5 separate regions of the Homo sapiens genome follow, and regions 2, 3, 4 and 5 are each linked to region 1. A link is a contact called in ENCODE Hi-C or POLR2A ChIA-PET data. All regions are on one chromosome and are shown on one strand. The core of a region is the stretch at or near the end of the contact, and the rest is flanking DNA. Distances in the headings are between cores, read along the strand shown.

Region 1 (3,739 bases), core at 1,235-3,734:
GCATGTCTTATGAATGATATCTTGTTTTTTTCCCTCCAAAACACACAGACAAGTTGAATACCACCACCCAGGGGCAAAGTGTCAATCGGGTTCAGTGGTTTGTTTTGGTTCTTGCATTTATGAAATAAGAATTAGGCATCATTAAAAAGCCAGCTAAAGAAAAATGTCTCAAAGGCACCCTAAGTCTAAAAATCGTCTATAAGATGAAAACATTTTTTTTTTTTTTAGCATAAAAGTAATGAAATCGCTCACTCCGACTTCCCTGGGCTCTCAGCTCTTCAGTGGAATGGCAGAAAAAAGTGAGAAGGAATCAAGTCCGGAGTAATAAAGAACCAAGGATGTCAAAAGGCCCCAGAATCTTCCCAACCTTTCATTCTCCCGGCCCCAATAAATCAATATCGAAAGTTTGGCCTCAGCGTTTTCCAAGTCTCCCCAGTTTCGATTGTTCTGCCTTCTTTTTATTTACGGTAGAAGAAATGTTTAATTTATTTACACCTGCCTAAGGAAGGAGGCCTTGATTTGCCCTTTCTGCCCACCGAGAAAAAAAAATAATACCTTTGTGACGCCCCCACAAAAAAGGAGGAGGGTAAGTGTTTGTGTGTATTTGTCGGGGAGACAAGAGCTAAGCAAACAGAAGGATCAGCTAAAGTCAATATCGTTACCTGTGGTATTGAGCCTGTAAAAACTGAAACTCTTCCTTAATCCGATCACAGGATTCGGAAATTGTAAATTTAAAGGGTTGAGCAGGCTGATGCGGTGCCTGAAGAACAACAATAAAATATTTAATTAGCCCACATCACAGGCGAAGCAGGGAGACGGAGAAAACCTACTATGCGGCGTTAGCGGGGGGTGAGGGTCATCGCGCACGCAAGCAAAGAGAGATTAAAACTCTCCTCCCGCAACCCTCCTCGCGCCCAACAGCCCAGGCAGAGGCTGGTTTCGAGGTGGTCCTGGGGCCCCGCATACTCCCGCCCGCAGGCCCCCGCGCCCCGGACCCCGAGGGTTCGAGTCCCGTCTCCCCTCCCCGGCCAAAGACAGGCACCCAGGGACCCGCGCGCCGCGCCCACTCCCTCCTCACCCGGAATCGAAACTGGCCCGTCGGGGGGACCCGCGCCATGGCGTCGGGCTGCGGTCAGGCCGGGGGAGGAGGGAGGCGGCCGCCACCCTCTCGGCTCGTTCGTTCGCCCGCTCGCCCCGGCGGCCCGCGGCGCGAGGGGCCGGCGCCCCGCACTTCCAAACCGCAGCCAGCCCAGCAGCGCCGCTGCCGAGGGCGCCCTCCCCGCCCGGGCGCGGAGTCGCGCCTCCTTCATCGCTCGCCACCCCCCCTCGAGGAGTCGCGGCGCGGGGACCGCAAACGGCTCGGCGCGGCTTCCAGGGGCTTCAAAGACAACAATAAGAAAATGGCTACAACTCAATTGCCTCTCCGCACCCCCTCCGAGGGCCACCGCGCCGGGGGGTGGGGGTGATGGCGGGCGGGCTGCTCCCGGCGCGGGGCGCCGATTTCGGGCGGCTCTCCACGCCCCTCCGGCCAAAAGACACAACTCGGTGCGCAGGGGGCGACGCGGGGAATCCCCCAGCACCCGGCGAGCCCGCGCCCCGCCGCCCGCACTCACTGGGTGTCTGGTCTGCGGGTACATCTTGCTCAGGTCGCGAATCATCCAAGCCGATTTAGTTGGCTGCGCTCGGCAGAGGCGCGCGGCTCATTGGCTTTAATGACCCCGAAGAGGAGGCGGCCGCGGCAGCGGAGGCGGCCGGCTCGGTCTGAGGGGCGGCTCGGGCGGTCCCGGCCCCCGCCGGGTCTCGCGTGACACGGGCGGCAGGAACGCGCGGCGGCGGCTGGGTGCCGGCTGCCGGGCCGCTCCGCATTCCCCGCGGGCGTCACTGGCCCGCCGCGGGCATTGTCCGGCGCGCGTCTCCCAAGGCAACGCTCCGACGTTCGCTCCGCCGAGGCGCACCCGCCGAGCCCGGCGCCGCGGCCGCCGCTCACCCGGCCGGGAAAGTGCGGGCTCCGCGCCCCACCGCCCGCCGGCAGCTCCTCTCGCTCGCTCTGCGTCCCACTCCAAACTTTTTTTATTTGTCTTTTAATTGGTTGTTATTCCTCCGAATGAATGATCTTTCTTCTTCCCTAAAAGCAAACACAAACTCCTTTGGTTCGGAAGAGGTCTCGGCGGTGCTTTTTGGTTTCTCTGGAGATTTTTTTCACTTCACAGCAACGATCTTTTAAAAGGCACCTTTTAGCTTCTTTTACCACATCTCATTTCCTTATTTCTCTTCCTTCCTGTTTTCTTGTCTTTTTTTTAACCCCAAATTGAAGGGGATTATAAAAATAAAAGAGTGAAACGCTTGCGGCTTTTTTTTTTAATTCTCTCTCCTTTCAAACTCTGCGAACACCACCTCAAAATAATATACAAGTGTGTGAGAAAGGGGGAAGAAAGCAGCCAACAACCCAAACACCCGCTCAGCACAGCTCTAACAACACGCTCTGTGTAGGTGACTTCTTTGACCAAATTTAGCAGCAGCTAATCATTAACATTCTGATACATATTCACAATCTTCCGCGGGGCGGCCGCGCAGCATCCCGGGAGATGTAGTCCGCCCCGGGCGACCCTGCCTGAGAATACGGCCAGATTGACTACAATCACCGGCCCGCCATGCGAGCGCTCTGGCGAGCTCTCCAAGCGCCCCGCCCACCCCCGTTGCGGTAGGCGTCTCCACCAACCAATCAGAGGTGGCTGAACATTAATCGCCGTTCTGTGTTAGTGCCCATCATTTCACTGCTGACAAATGGCAAGCCAGCGGGGAGGAGCCAACCCAGCTGAAACCCACGTGGGGGCCGGGCGTCGCCTGTAGCTCCGACCAATTAACGAAGAGGAATGAGGTTGGCGGAGGCGGGGCGGAGATGGCCCGCCCAAGGCGGAGCTTCGCCTTGGCTGACGTTCCTTAGCGCGAGCGTTCGAACCGGGAAAACATTTGTTCAGCTGTCAATCAAAGTAACGTGGGGCTGGGAGAATCGGCGGCTGCTGCTGTTGCTGCTGCCCTGGCTGCATCTTCAGAATTAGGTGTTGGTGGTGGTGGTGGTGGTGGCGGCAAAATAAAGAGGGTGGAGGGAGCGGTGAGCCTGGGGGCTGGTCAAAAGATCTTCTTCCGAGTCTCGTCCTCCCGCCCACCCGTCTCCCAACCCAGACACCTTCGGCCCCTCGCTCCGCAGCCGCGCCAGGAATGCGGACTAATTAGGGTCCAATGTCTCCTTAAAGAGACAAGCTCGGCCTTGTGTAACGCGCCGAAACCCCTGTTGAGACAAGAGGGGGAGGATCACGCTGATCTTACTTCGTTCGGTTCACATCAATTTTACGCGCCGCTGGAGCCGGCATAATTTTCCGTGTGAACGCGACTCGGTCCCCGTTCTTGTTTAGAGCCAGAAATGGAGTCGCGAGATGCTGGCTGGGGCCGGGGCCGCGGGGTGGGCGGGGAGCTCGTCCCTCCAAGCCCCGCGGGGGCTGTGATTGCCATTTAGTTCCGAAACAGGCCTCCCTCCCTCCACCCCCGGAGGCACTCGGAGAGAAAGCGCATCCCGACGCTCCATCGGGGGTCGCGGGGGGCAGTAACCGTGGGGGCTCCGGGTGGGGCTGAAGATCCGGGAATCAGAGACGCTGGACCTCCAAAGAAACTTTGCCGACTGGGCCACGTGAACCCCGAACACGGTCGGTACTGAACAGAGCAGGCCGACGGGGCACGGGTA
Region 2 (3,566 bases), core at 987-3,486, 6.4 Mb after region 1:
GATAGGGTGTTCTTCTTGCCTGGAATGCTTGTTCCTCCTCCACATTCACTTCCCTTTGCCTAACTAATTGCTACTTCTAAGTGACTCATCAGCATTGATCTCATCACGTTCTTCAGAAACCCTTCATTAGTTCCTCAGCACTGGATTCGGTGACCTTCCATGCTCTCCCAAAGCATCCTGACTTCACCCCTACACCAGCCCCACCTTTCTGTATTATCACTTTCCATTGGCTTGTTTATATTCCCCAGGAGCAGGCCATGAGGCCCGTGCTAACATACAAATAATAATATTCATTATGTATGTACTTCCAATCCCTAGCAAAATGCCTGGAATTTAGGATGTTAATAAGTATTATTGAATGAATATCATGTATCATTGCTAATATTTTAAAAAACATATCTACACTAATTTAATGAACATTTTCTACCCACAACTATAGGATATAAAATACAAATTGAAGTATACTGGTTCTTGATTATCTGGCGATCTGACCTCAAGAAAAACATTTAGCTTCTCCAGAGGGTCTTCGTTTATAAAATAAGAATGTTGAAGTAATTATCATCTAAGATCCATTTACAGCTCTGAAGTGCCAATCTTAAATATTACTTCAAGTAGATGAAGATGAAGAAAATTAGCATAATGAAGGAAGGCATTATATAAATTGGATTGTTCTGAGCTTCCTGATGAAATTCTGTCCAATTTTAAAGGAAAAGGAAATAGTTGACTTCAAAAAACTGTTTATAGTTTATCATTGAAAAATAATAGGTCTGCTGGTTTACCTCTGATTTGAAATGTCGTAAATTAATAGGTCTAGAGAGAGCTAACGTCATATTCAGAAATCAACCTTTGCAGACCTTCTGGTTGAAAAAGTATTTAATAAGCATGAAACTCTGGCTGGTTCCTTAATAATATTATTATTAACTATTTTGTCAACATCTGTTAAATGTTGGCTATGTGCTGGATGTGGTTGAGCCTGGAGCTAGGGTGTTACTGTCACTTTTGGGGAAGAGGCCATTTCAGAATTATGAAACCAACATTTTACCACATTTGAGTCATTTGCAATGTGCATTCTCTTACAGCTACCAAAATACTCCTGTGGAAAGAGGGCAACATTGCTTTCTCAAAGTTTTTACAATCTTTTAGATATAACCAAGGCAAGAAAAATTCCATCCTTGTTAATTAGCTAGCAGTGAACATAAGAAATCAGAACATTTAATAAATATTTAAAATGAACGAACAGAAAAATTCTTGAAGGAACATGTTTAAGAAAAAAATAGCCAGATACATGATTTGTAATCTCACTTTTACAAATATATCCAACACTAGTAAATACTCTTCTTTAGTTTTGCTTTGTGCTTTTCTAAGGAGTTTTATGGCCATTAGCTCATGCAACAATCAAGTGGAATAGCTGTTGGAGGGCCTCACTGACATTCCCCTAGGATAATGTATCTGACACTACCCAGAAAGTATTTCCCTTCTTTTTAGGTTTTCCAGCCAGCACTTGAAAAGACTGTATATGACACAGAGCCTACAAGAAAAGGAATGTGGCCACACCCTCTTTAAATGAAAAAAGTAATAAGCGGACCTTCTTATTTTAAATAGCATAAGCAAATATAACATATATTTTTAAATGTTTATTACAAAGAGCATGATTAGCACTTTGAGGTCTGAATCTATCTTGTTTTCCTTACAAAAGAAGAAAATAAATTATGAAAGTCCTACTATTTTGAAACAGTTCCCTGCAGCCCACTCCTATCACTTTTGTTCTTGCCCCCAAAAAGCAGCCCCCATCACGATTTCTCTGTAAAACACACAGCTCTTGGGAAGAAATATTTCAAGGGGAAGGAAAGGAAAAACACATTCTTTTAAGGCTACCAGAGGGAAAGCACATTCTTCCCTTCTTTCTCATGGTAACTTACCAAGAGTACAATGAGCCAGTATTAAGCAAACTTATCTTATTTTTACTTGTATTTGTTAACTAAGTAGAACAAAAATATTGTAATTTGTGATTCCTAAAATATAAATATCCAATGTAATTCTACAGAAAGATTTATGAATGACTTATCATGTTAAATGCAACTAACCATAAATCCTGTAGAAGCAGTAACATTTAACATAGTGATGAGAAAAGTTTTCAAAACAACCAAAACTAACTAAAAGGAAAACCAAGACTTACCTTTATCTCTACCTTCTTGCAAAGAACTAAAGAGAAATTCTTCTCTGAAGATTTCACACTGGCAGTGGAGACTTGGGCTTCTGATTTTATAGGATTTTAAAGGAAGCCACACCTAGCAACCAGAAGTTAGTAATTGGCTGCCTTCTGTTTGAAGTACATGGCTCAGCTATGTCCAAAAACAAAGTGAAACAAGTCTTGCAAAACTACTCACTAAACCAATTCAACTGGCATTACAAAGGAAAAGAAATGGAAGGGCTGATTTTTCCTCCCTCTTTATTTTGCACTTTTATTTCCAGATGGGATATTTATTTTGCACTTTTATTTTCAGAGTATACATCTGCCCCAATCCTAATACCAGTGATTGGCACACTTTTGTAGTTAAATAGGTTGTAGACTAAAAAGTATGTTACCTTCAAAACTAAACAAACCAACAAACAAAATATTACATTTGAATTCCACCTCCATCACTTATTATTCTGTGACTTTAGGGACATACTTAATTTTTCTGAACCTGTTTTTACTTTTGTTTTGTTGTCTTTTTCCCCCGCTTTTTGTGGAGAATGGGGTCTCGTTATATTGCCCAGGCAGGTCTCAAACTCCTGGGCTCAGGCTATCCTCCTGCCTCTGTCTCCCTAAGAGTTGGAATCACAGGCGTGAGCCACCATGCCTAGCTGTTTTTACTTTTGTATATAGGAGCATTATCTAAGTTGTCTACCCACTAGAATTCTTGTGACAATGGAGAAATAACATATATTTGTAAATTTTAACATTACACAGTGCCGAATAATTTTCTATTTATATTTTTCTTGCCTTAAAAAATAAACGACTTTTGTTCCTAGATATAGCTTGTTGTTATAAATAAGAAATATAGAAGTAATAAAGTTCCAGATTGGCTCAAAATTTTGAACAAAGGTAATGCCAAAAATTTGATCATTATGACATTCAATAAAAGCATTGACATCAGAAGGCCTATCTACATTAATTCTTTTAAATAGAGTCAGTTACATAGAACTATATATATAAACTGTAATATAGATCAGTTATATATACATTTTGATACACATCTTTGACATTGTAGACTAGTTGAACACCAAAACAAGGAACTAGACCTATAAAATGAAAGGATTAATGGAGCAGCAACTATTACAGAACACATTCCATAAGAAATTTCCCACCCAATGGAGGAAAATTGGTTCTGGTAACTTCCATAGTGGTTCATTTTCATTCTTCTTTAAACCCTACAAAGTATTATATGATGTTTCCATTAAAGTGCACAGGTGTAAAATCTCACAGCATTATGGCTCAATTTATGCTGCATTTAGTGGTTTGTTCTTTTTCCTCTTTTCCTCATAGATATTTCACATAAAAAACATGAAGTTTAGGAAGTTAA
Region 3 (3,565 bases), core at 509-3,008, 6.2 Mb before region 1:
TCAGGGAAGTGGCTGACAGAGCACGCGATCTGCCACCCGCTGAGCTCTCAAAGTATCTTGCAAATTCTTGAGTTTATATGTATTTCGAAATCCTGTAGTTGAGGTCAGTAACATATATATGGTGTTTGATAAGGTGTAACGTCACATTAGCTAGGAGAGGTGAAGTTTATTTCAACTTCATACACGTGGGATCTGATGAAGAGTGATGTCACATTCCCAGGGGGTGGGGGAGTAGCTCTAAGTTCTTAATTACCGCAAAACATAAATCACTCACTCTTGTGGCAAACTATGTGATTGGAATCATTTCAAAGCTATGTAATGCTGCTATTTATCTTGTGTGGGTTAATCTCCTGGGTCTGTGTTGTGGTCATCAAACTATGCTAACAGTGCTTGTGAAAGTGGGATTCAAATTCCACAAACACACACATCCACATAATATCTTCCTATATTGCAGGTTGACTCATTTAGAAACATGTTCTTTAAGAAAAGTTTCAGGTATATTACATACATATTTAGCATTATTGTAAAATTATTACATTATTATTGGGTATTTTCAGATAATACGTTTCTGATTGGGTGGTTTGGGGTGGTGGTTGTTTCAAAATTATTTTAAATACCGTAACCTATCTTTTAGTGCTCACGATGAGGGAAACTACGATGTTTATAAAATGGCAGTTTCTTGTTCATCTGAATAAAGACATCTACCAAGGGCAAACTGTAAGAAGCACTGTGGTGTACCTTGGGTTACTTTTTGAATTGCTTTCACACCTGCTTAATTTTATTTGAACAAGATCATAAAACAAAACAAAAATCTCACAGTTCTCAATGCATTCCCTTATCTAGTTGTGATATTACATTCCTTACCATAAACAGTAGCAAACATGTTCTTGTGCAACGTGAAAAAGTAAATGATGTCAGTATTTATTTGCAATACATTGCAGTACACTGAAGTACAGTCAAAACAGAAGGGGGTGTATTAGTAATTTCTCTGACACATTACTTTGGCTCAGATAAAACATTCCGCCTTTGCCTTCAGTAGCCAACTTAGCATTACCGTTTTGATTATATGCAGGCACTTTTTCAAAAAACAGTAAATCAGCATGCTATTTTGTTCGCTGCAGCACTAGGCATCTAATTTACTGAGATTTGGCCACAAGGTGCAATCCTGTTGTTTTCTGGGAGCCCGATTGTAGTAACAGCATGTCCCTTCCAGCCTCTTATTATGGACCCTCCTTGAGGTCAGGAAAGGTCTAAGCTTTACCGCAGTCCCCAGCGTTTGATGCGACCCCGGGATCACGTGGGGAGCTTTAAGAACCCTTCCTAAGAAAGTGACTGATTGATGGCGGGGGAGGGGGTGGGCGCGGGCTTAGTTCCGGGAAAAGGCTGGGGCCCTCGTTGGGAGTGTACAGAAAGATGACTTGAAGAACGTGGGGAGTCGCTCGCAGTTCGGTACGGAGGGGCGGTGGCCGGGGCTGCTGGGTACAAGGGACCGGCAGCGCGCGGAACACCCGCCCCTAATTCCCGCTCCCGTGCGCGCTCCGCCCCCACGCGCGCGCTCCCTCCCGTCAGGCGCGCAGAGAGGCGGGGCGCAGCGCGCACGGAGGTAACAAGGGACGCGGCGGGAAGAGGGCGTGCGCTCCGCCCCGCCCCTTTCGCGGCCTCGCACGCCCCGCCCCCACTCCCTGCGCGTGCTGGGAGCCGGCTGGCAAGGCGTGCGGTGGGCGGGGCGCCGCGCTGACGTTGCCCGGGATGCGGACAGGTTCCGCCGCCTCCAGCGCCGCCGCCGCAGCTGCCGCCGCCGCCGCCTCCGCCTCGCCTGCCACCGGGGTTTGTATGAAAACACCGGGCGGCGGGCGGCGAGGGATCCGCCGTGATCCAGGTGCTGAGCCGGGTGCTGCGGCTCTGCGCGGTCCCCGCCAGCGCCCCATCCTGAGCCGGTGAGCGCCCTGCTGCAGTCCTCATGTCCCGGCCGGCCGTCCCTCTGCTCTCCCCGGGCCGCGGGAGATGCGAGCGACGGCGCCCGGGGGTAGGAGGGGCGACCCCGGATCCCTGCGCCCCTTACCTGACGGGTTGTGTAACGCATGTTACACATGTGACGCGTGAGGGGAACGCACTCGGTCTTGAGGGAAAGCCCTGACGGGGTGGGGCTTTGACTGGGTCTGGAAAACGCCTTCCCCAGTCCCCGGACCCTCGGTGGATCCCCGTCCCAGACCTTGCGGAGGGTATCGGGCGCGGTCTCTGGGCGGAGGCCGCCCTTTCTGCTCAGCCCTTTCTCTCGGGCCCGAGCTCGCGGCGCCGCGGGGAGTCCAGCCGAGGGGCTGCAGGGCCGGGGGCGGGCGCGCCCAGCCCCGCTCTCCCCCGCCCCAGTGGTAGCGGGCCGCTGAATCGCGGGCCCCTGTGCTTCGAGAATTCTAGCGTTCCCGACTGAGCGCCAGCAAGGTGGGATTTGCTGTGACATCGGCGATGGGCACGTTTGCTTCCTCTCGCTGGGTGGTTTGAGCTGAAGTGTGTCTTCTGTTTACAACTTGTCGCCTTGAGCGTTTGGTTTGAACCTGAATCAGATCACCCTGGATGACAGTGCAGAGTTTCCTTAGTGTCTTCCTTCCTGAATTGCGGGTTCTCAATTGCAAGTGTTCAAGGACTGTTGTAACCCAAAGGCTTGCTCGACTCTACCGTTGTTTTACCCCTTGTGCGGTATAAACCTCTTACGAGCACCAGGGCAATTGGAGTTGGTTGGGTTCCTTTCTTGGGCGTTTACTCATTGTAGAATGGAGTTTTCATGCATCATAGTGTAATCGATGTGAATGTTGATAATTTAAAGCCCATTTCCCGTTTTAACATAGCTTACTCAAGTGCCTGAAGATAGCGGAAATTTTCTTTGGCAGTATTAATTCTATGTGGGTTTTTTCCTTCAGGTGTTTAACATTGTAGTTGTGTTTAATTACAATGCATGACAATTTGTAGTTAGAAAGGACCTTAACAGTCTTCTTAATCGGTCATTTTCACTTACCTTTTATGTCCGTTTTTTAAGCTTTATGTAAATCAAATTATCCTTTGTGAACTTCTGAATTATTCTTATAAACTGGTTGTCTGAGAAAACCGGAAAGTTATTTTTGTAATTGTATTGTGGAATGTTTTTAGTTCAGTAGGCCAAAAAAGAAATGATTTATTTAAGGAACTTTAAATGGTGCTTATTTTAAAACATGTGCCAAATGTCAAAACCAAACAAAACTCTGAAAGATCTGTATTTCCTATGTAGAATTACTGCGAAATAATAAGTCGTGCCTTACCCACTGTTTCTCATCATGCAGGCAGAGTTCTAATATGACTTGCTCTTTTTCCCATTCCACTTCTCTTAAGTTAAATTCTATGGTGAAGTTACAGGTTCATTTTTAATGATCACAAAACTCTGCCTTGAATTGATTAATCACATAATTACAACTGCAGACTCACTCTGAACTCGGAAATGAAGTGGATAGGCTTAAAACTACCCTCGTATTTGGCCAACATTGCAAAGCATTTAAATCTATTAATTAAACTTTTGTAGAAGCAATTTTTATAAAGC
Region 4 (3,192 bases), core at 145-2,644, 6.4 Mb before region 1:
AAATTACTGCTCTCTCTAACCTGTTAAAGCAAGAAAAATTCAATTTTAAAATACTGCCTCAACATCTGTATTTAATGCTGTATCAAATATACATTTGCTTTAAAGTTAAAATTAGAGGATACAGAATAAGTGTGGCTAACAAACTCAACAAACCACATTTACCTGTTGATTTCATCTAATGAGGTAAGTTTAGAAAGCACAATCGTCATTCTACCCCTTCCAGATGCTGAACTTCTAATCCAAAAATCAGACTCACCTCGACAAGCTTCTTCAAAATCTTGGGTAATGTCCACCCAGTTTGTATTGCTTTTCTCCATTTTTTCTGGCATACTGAGCTCCCATCCTGAATCGTCATCATCTACAGAAGCTTTCATAACCATTATGCCTGTAAAATTAATACTGATGTAAGAGAGAGGATGTAGCTTTCAGGGCAAGAGTATTTGCAGAAATGGGTGTTTGTTTCAGCATAGGATGAAGTCTTAACTAAACTCTTTAAAGCAGAACTCTTCTGAGTCTAAGGACAGTACTGCAAAGAATAACCTTAATGCAATCAAATCGCACGTCAATTAACACTCCTGCTGCTTACTATTAGCCCACCACCTACCAGGGCCCATAAACATTTTGCCTTCCTACTGTTTAAGAAGAAAAATCACAAACCATCTCACCTCTGGCCCGAAAAGAACAACTCCAGAGCTTCCAACTTTCAATAATAGCCACAAAAGACCAAGGCACTATTCAGGGTCCCCTCTCGCAGCCCAGGACCCCATGCGGCAGCTACCGAAGTCAATCAAGGTAGCCCTTCATCTGGCCAGAGCTCGCTGGGACCTCTCCCGGGCCAGAGCCGGCCCGGACCCAGGCAGAACCTCGCCGGGAGCAATGAGGAGCCGGCAGGCACCGCAGGGTCCCGCCGGCCGGGCCTAGGGCCGAGGCACACCTGAGGCGGGCACACGCTTCCCTTCCGCCCTGCCCGGGTCAGCCCAGCCCAGCCCCGGTCCCACTGGGCGCATAAGCAAGGACAGAGCTGTCGCCGCGCGGGAGGGCGGGCACGTCCGGCGCCGGGTCGTCGCCTCGGCAACACCGGGCAAGAGTGGGGCCTCGGCCGACAGCGGGCACTGGGGAGCCCGCCGCTCCTACCTGACGCGCAGCGGGAGGGCCGGGGCCGCAGGGTGACCTGGGGTCCCCAGGATCTGCCACACGCGCGGGGGGCTGCGGCTCTCGGACACACGAGCGAGAGGGTTTCAATGGCTACGCAGGGGCGGTCCCTACCTACTTCTCCCGTGGTCACCCGCGCCGCCACGCACTGTCCGGACCACGGAAATAACGACGCCGCCTCGGCCGCCGCCGCCCCCTCCCCTCTCAGCCCAGCCCGACCGGCAGCGTGCACGCATGCGTATGCCCGGGACGCGCGACCCCGCCCCCTCTCCCTTACTCCCGGGGACTTCGCGCTCCCCGGCCACACCCCCTCCCTCGCCACCGCCTCCGTTCGGCCGATGGCGGCCGCCTTCTCTTCTCGCGAGATTAGAGACGATCGCGAGACCGGAAGTTATCTTTTTTCACCCTCTGTCGGAGTCCTGGGTAGTGGGCGGTTCCCGGAAAGAGGCGGAGCCCGGAGTCTCAGAGCCCGCCCCGTCTGCGCTGCCCTCTGGGAATTTCTTAGAAAGGTGACGCGAAGGCGGAAGGAAACCGTGGAGGTTTGCGTAGACCTTAGTGGTTGCGAGCACGAACGAGCAGCCAAGCTCCGAGAGCAACAGCGTGCTACTGCTGCCTGACAACGGATTTATGTTTCCTATACAGCGCCTGGGAGTTTCGTGAGGAAACATAGATTCAAAATATCTGCAAAGTCAAGCCAGACATTTAATTTCAGATTCTTATATGTTTTAGATTTTTTTAATTTATTAATAAAATGATCAGTTTTTAAATGGGGTTACATAAATAGACGGGCGCAGGTAAGAAGCACATCTTTATCACCACCTGTTCTTTAGGATGGCCCAAAATTAAAAGATGGAAAAGATAATACCAAATGTTGGCAAGGATGCAGAGCAACTGGACCTCTGTTATGTTGGTGGTGGTAATGCAAAATGGTACAACCACTTTGGAAAACTTAACAATCTCTCCTTATAATCATATACTTATCATTCGATCCAGTAATCTACGAATTTACTTAGGAACAAAAACATATTCATACAAAGGCTTGTACGTTAATGTTCATACCAGCTTTGTTTTGCTTTGTTTTTGTTTTTGTTTGAGACAGAGTGTCACTCTTGTCGCCCCTGCTAGAGTGCAGTGACCTGATCTCGGCTCATTGCAACCTCTGCCTTTCAGGTTCAAGCAATTCTCGTGCCTCAGTCTCCCGAGTAGCTGGGATTACAGGCGCCTGCCCCCACACCAGGCTGTTTTTTGTATTTTTAGTAGAGATGGGGTTTCACCATGTTGGTCAGGCTGATCTCAAACTCCTGACCTCGTGATCTGCCCACCTCAGCCTCCCAGAGTGCTGGGATTACAGGTATGAGCCACCGTGCCTGGCCCAGCTTTGTTTTTAATCATCAAAAACTACAGACAACCCAAATGTCCATCAACTGTTGAATAAAAACAATTTGTGGCATATCCATACAATGTAATGAATGTAATTATCAATAAACAGGGATAAACTACTTGACATACAACATGAATGAATTTCAAAAATATATTGAGTAAAAGAAATCAGGCTGAGCTTGGTAGCTGGTAGCTCATGCGTGTAATCCCAACACTTTGGGAGGCTGGCAGTGGAGAGGTCGGGTTGGAGACTAGCCTGACCAATATGGTGAAATCCTGTCTCTACTAAAAATACAAAAAAATTAGCCAGGCATGGTGGCGTGCGCCTGTAATCCCAGCCACTTGGGAGGCTGAGACAGGGGAATCCCTTGAACTCAGGAGGCAGAGGTTGCTGTGACCCGAGATGGTGCCATTGCACTCCAACCTGGGCGACAGAGTAAGAAATCAAATGCAAGAGTATGATTCCCCAAGTGAGACCCCAGGCTCTTAAAAGACATCTATAGTGACAGAAGACAGATTAGTGGCTGCTCAGGGCTCAAGAAGAGACTAAGTTGGATAGAGCTTGATTTGAAGTGATGTAAATATTCTGTTTTCGATTAAGGTAGTGCCTGTGTGGGTGAATACATTTGTAAAATTTCACTGAAGTATATACTTACAATG
Region 5 (3,658 bases), core at 1,156-3,655, 6.6 Mb after region 1:
TTTGTTCATAAGGAGGAAAAAGAAGATGAAACATCATTTGTCGATTACTCTCAAGTTAAAGGGACAGCTCCTCCTCTGCTGCATAGTCCTGGCATACCATAAAAACGTACAATCCTGGGTCCAGTTCTAAAATGTGCAACCTTGGTCCCTAGGTTCTCACAAAAGCCATTATTTCCTCTGTAAGGAATAGAAGTAGTCTGATGAAATCTTTTCCTCATATGCAGCAATTCCCAGAAATATGCTATTCTACAAAATAAGCTCTCAGGGCAGGATGATGTTTACCTCAAAAATATAGGTCTCAGGCCCTGTGGTTTCTAGGCAGAAAAGATCTGCTTAAGTGAGGTTAGGGCTAAAGAATTATGGATGCATAAATGATACTTAGTAAATATTTGCTGAAATTAAATGGGCAGGTGTGGTAACCTGTCTCCAAAGCAACTCCTTTTGCCTACATTCAGGAATGCCTGGTATAAAGGGACTGTTCTTACATAATTATCCAATAAAATACAATTGAGAATGATCATATAAGAAGTGAGATGACAAGCCAAGTATGTTATGAAGCCTTGAGCTTTCATCGCCTGGACATCAAATAAACCAGTATTTGAATCCACAAACAACTGTGACTCTGGGAGAAGAAAGCAGCAAAACACAGCTGTTTGGGCATGGCCAGAGCGCCACTCTCAAGTTATGTAACAGCTGTTGTGTAATTGTGCATTTAACTCAAAACACATTTTTGAGAGAGAAAACAATTAGACTTTCCAAAAAGAAAGAAACAGAGAAATGTTGAAAGAACACAGAAGTTTCTATCTGGTCATCAAACATAAGACACGGGGGAGTCAAAGGCATTGGGAATGATATTGCCTTAGAATCTAGGGAGTTGGCCCGTGCACCAAATCTGGCCTGCCTTCTGTCTTTTTAAATAAAGTTCTATAGGAAAACAACTACACCCATTAATTTACCTATCATCTACAGTTTCTTTTAAATAGAGTCAAGTAAATTATATCAGAAACCATCCAGCCCAGAGGCTGAAAATATTTACAGAAAAAGTTTTGCAAATTCTTGTCTTAGATGAATAAAAAGTTATGTTTAAATGCCTGTAAGGGTGACTATTCACTGAGAAAACCAAAGCAGTTGATGCTTGAACCCATGTAGGAGTTCTCTTGTGGAGAATAGGGTAGAAATAGTAAACAGAAATAAGAGTCCAGGTTTGGGAGTCAGACTGGCCTGAAATGAAATTCTGGTCCTGCACTAATAGATCTGTGACCATAAGTAAGCTACTCACCCTCTGTATGTCTCTAAAATGGGGATATGAAATGAGGGTAGAAAGGGAAACAAGTGCTGCACCTGATTTGGGCAAACAATTCAGAAATTTTTAGTTTCCCTATGTAAGTCCCATATTCAGGGGAATTGGCAAGTTTCACTAGAAAAAAAAAAATTGGTTGATTCTCCACAATCAGAGCATCCAGAGTATTTTATCTTGTTCCTATTGTAACGTTTGCTAGAGCTACAATACAATAAAGTATTGTACTTAAAATGGGAGTAACACTGTTTAAAAAATTGTCCTTCAGCTAAATATTAATTTAAGAACTTGAATTGTTTGGAAGCCCTGCTTAAATTTAGTCTTTGTACACTGCCTATGTTGATAAATACAGACAACTTCCAAAACCAGGATTACTTTCATTTTAAATGAGTATTAATAGATGATATTGCCATATTTCTAATTGTGGTGATTGTGTGTGACAGTGTGTTCCGAATTCCCTAAAAGTCCTGCTGGCTTTTCTGTTCACATATAGAAAATAAAGATAATTTAGGGCTTCTGAGATCACAGTAGGTCTACTTACCCAGCACTGAAAATACACAAGACTGATACGATATTTTAAAACTAACTTAGGGTAGGGTGTAGATAAAGGGCCTTTCTTCCCCAAACAGCACCTTGATTTTCTGGGAGATGGACTGATTTCCTGAAAGCCTTGTCCTGAAGACACCTGGCCAGCTTCTACTGAGAACAAGTGCCCTTTTAGACTCTTTTCAATCCTCAAATTCTCTGATTCCAAGTCTGTCAGAGAACAGAAAGTTACATAGTAGCATTAAAAAGCATGAGAAGTCAAAAAAATAATAACTGGCCTTAGTGGCCAGAGCAGCTGCTGCATACACTTATCACAGGTTTCGGCTTTGTAAATTAATTCATCTGCAAATAGTGCACTGTCTCCAGGTACAAATTCGATGCTGGAGCACTGGTTTCTTAAGGATTTAAGTTTAAAGTCAAAGGCTTCCTGCCCTAGGTGTTACAAATAAGTAGTGTCGTTTTCTTTTTTTGCTCTGAGTTTGTTCATCCAATCGTATCCGAGTATGCAAATAAACTTTAGCCCGTGCAGATAAAAAAGGAACAAATAAAGCCAAGTGCTCTATCAGAACCAAATTGCTGAGCCAGTCACCTGTGTTCCAGGAGCCGAATCAGAAATGTCATCCTCAGGCACGCCAGACTTACCTGTCCTACTCACCGATTTGAAGATTCAATATACTAAGGTGAGTAAAACTTCTATTTTCTGCTTTGACTCGGGTTTGCAAAAACTGCATTTATGTAAAGCATTAAAGGTCAATTTAAGTAAACTTGTGTAAAGAGCCCTTTGCAAATATAAAAATAAAAGGCATGCAAAATGCAGGTCTCAGTTTAGTGTCCTGATCAAATATGATCTAAATCATATCAGACAATCTTTCATAAATTTATTTCTTAAAATATTTCCAAGCGAAAGGAATTCTCTTCTGTGTGAAAGGATTCTTATACCAGGATTCAGAGGACTTTACTAAGCACTTCTATTAACTTCACTATAGCCGGCATGTATGATAAGAGAGCAAAATACTCACTAGAGAAGCTTACTGGAAAGAACCAAACGAGTAGGAACAATAGAAAGCAAACAAGGAGAAAGAGAGCATACTGAAATAACATAACTTTCCAATATGTTTAATAAAATGAGTGTTAAAATAGGGGGACTTAAGTCTGATAATTGGATTCGAAAATCTTCAGATGGACTTGCATTATTTTGCATATTTTGGTGGGAGGAAGAAAAGCATTATTTCTTCAGCCAAGTTTGTTGCCATTGGAGCAGATGTGTAATTGTTAACTGATAAATATTTAGAGAAACAAGAGCAGGAGCTAGATCCAGACTTTAAAATCCGCAGCTGGGGGGAACTAGGAAATGGATCCTGCTTGAGTCGTTCTGAGAGTAACTCTGAACTTTGCCTGTTTCACACTGCTTTCCTGTCAGATCCTAGAACTCCAAAACAAACAAATGAATAAAACACAATCTAACCAAAATTACTTGAAGTTATCTTTATGGTGTGATGCAGAAAGTATGGTAAGAAATTAACTCTTGCAAATCAAGAGAGAGCCATTTTGCTGTCTGAATTAGCCAACAGAAAAACAAAGGGCATTATAATTTAATGATAAAGTAAAAGTCCCCACTGTTATATATTTATTTCCTCACTTGTAACCATGGATGGCTTTGAAATCCCAAGGTCTGTTGCATTTTCATTTTCATAAAGCACAACAAATGAGGAAGTTGCTCAGCTGATTGGCTCTTTTCCTCAGGAAAGTAGCAGCAGAGATCAGATTGTGCCTTTAACATGGTTGACCAGCAGCTATGAAGTGTATTTTAAGGTA

The links. A loop is a pair of places that touch in the nucleus more often than their neighbours do. ChIA-PET counts read pairs that join two places held with the same protein, here RNA polymerase II (POLR2A). Pooled maps may share reads with other maps.
Region 2: a loop to region 1 is called in a map of CD4-positive, alpha-beta memory T cell, with 16 times the contacts of the local background. The contact joins the promoter of ANXA1 here to the promoter of TLE4 in region 1. A Hi-C loop is called at or near these places in 3 of 168 maps with a recorded cell type or tissue (CD4-positive, alpha-beta memory T cell and naive thymus-derived CD4-positive, alpha-beta T cell) and 10 of 50 pooled maps.
Region 3: a loop to region 1 is called in a map of B cell, with 25 times the contacts of the local background. The contact joins the promoter of AGTPBP1 here to the promoter of TLE4 in region 1. A Hi-C loop is called at or near these places in 2 of 168 maps with a recorded cell type or tissue (B cell and naive thymus-derived CD4-positive, alpha-beta T cell) and 12 of 50 pooled maps.
Region 4: a loop to region 1 is called in a map of naive thymus-derived CD4-positive, alpha-beta T cell, with 21 times the contacts of the local background. The contact joins the promoter of NAA35 here to the promoter of TLE4 in region 1. A Hi-C loop is called at or near these places in 1 of 168 maps with a recorded cell type or tissue (naive thymus-derived CD4-positive, alpha-beta T cell), 2 of 37 single-sample maps with no recorded cell type and 12 of 50 pooled maps.
Region 5: a map of vagina shows a loop between it and region 1 (16-fold over the local background). The contact joins the promoter of ALDH1A1 here to the promoter of TLE4 in region 1. A Hi-C loop is called at or near these places in 1 of 168 maps with a recorded cell type or tissue (vagina) and 1 of 50 pooled maps. POLR2A ChIA-PET finds 5 or more read pairs at or near these places in 1 of 52 experiments (A549).

Annotation. Positions count from the first base shown.
Region 1 is chr9:79,570,710-79,574,448 of GRCh38, reverse strand. TLE4 (TLE family member 4, transcriptional corepressor) reads right to left here and starts at 2,484. Exons shown (of 20, transcript NM_007005.6): 1 at 1,614-2,484; 2 at 663-760. The coding sequence starts at 1,658. RefSeq lists silencers at 873-1,112, 1,133-1,602, 1,713-1,872, 1,933-2,052 and enhancers at 943-1,555, 2,283-2,372, 2,413-2,462, 2,473-2,602.
Region 2 is chr9:73,150,535-73,154,100 of GRCh38, reverse strand. ANXA1 (annexin A1) reads right to left here and starts at 2,236. Exons shown (of 13, transcript NM_000700.3): 1 at 2,177-2,236. RefSeq lists a silencer at 1-248.
Region 3 is chr9:85,740,147-85,743,711 of GRCh38, reverse strand. AGTPBP1 (ATP/GTP binding carboxypeptidase 1) reads left to right here and starts at 1,758. Exons shown (of 26, transcript NM_001330701.2): 1 at 1,758-1,937. RefSeq lists silencers at 1,435-2,034, 2,105-2,424 and an enhancer at 2,595-2,744.
Region 4 is chr9:85,939,348-85,942,539 of GRCh38, reverse strand. NAA35 (N-alpha-acetyltransferase 35, NatC auxiliary subunit) reads right to left here and starts at 1,394. Exons shown (of 23, transcript NM_024635.4): 1 at 1,267-1,394; 2 at 257-385. The coding sequence starts at 380. RefSeq lists a silencer at 811-1,490.
Region 5 is chr9:72,951,800-72,955,457 of GRCh38, reverse strand. It overlaps ALDH1A1 (aldehyde dehydrogenase 1 family member A1), which reads left to right and starts at 2,405. Exons shown (of 13, transcript NM_000689.5): 1 at 2,405-2,523. The coding sequence starts at 2,458.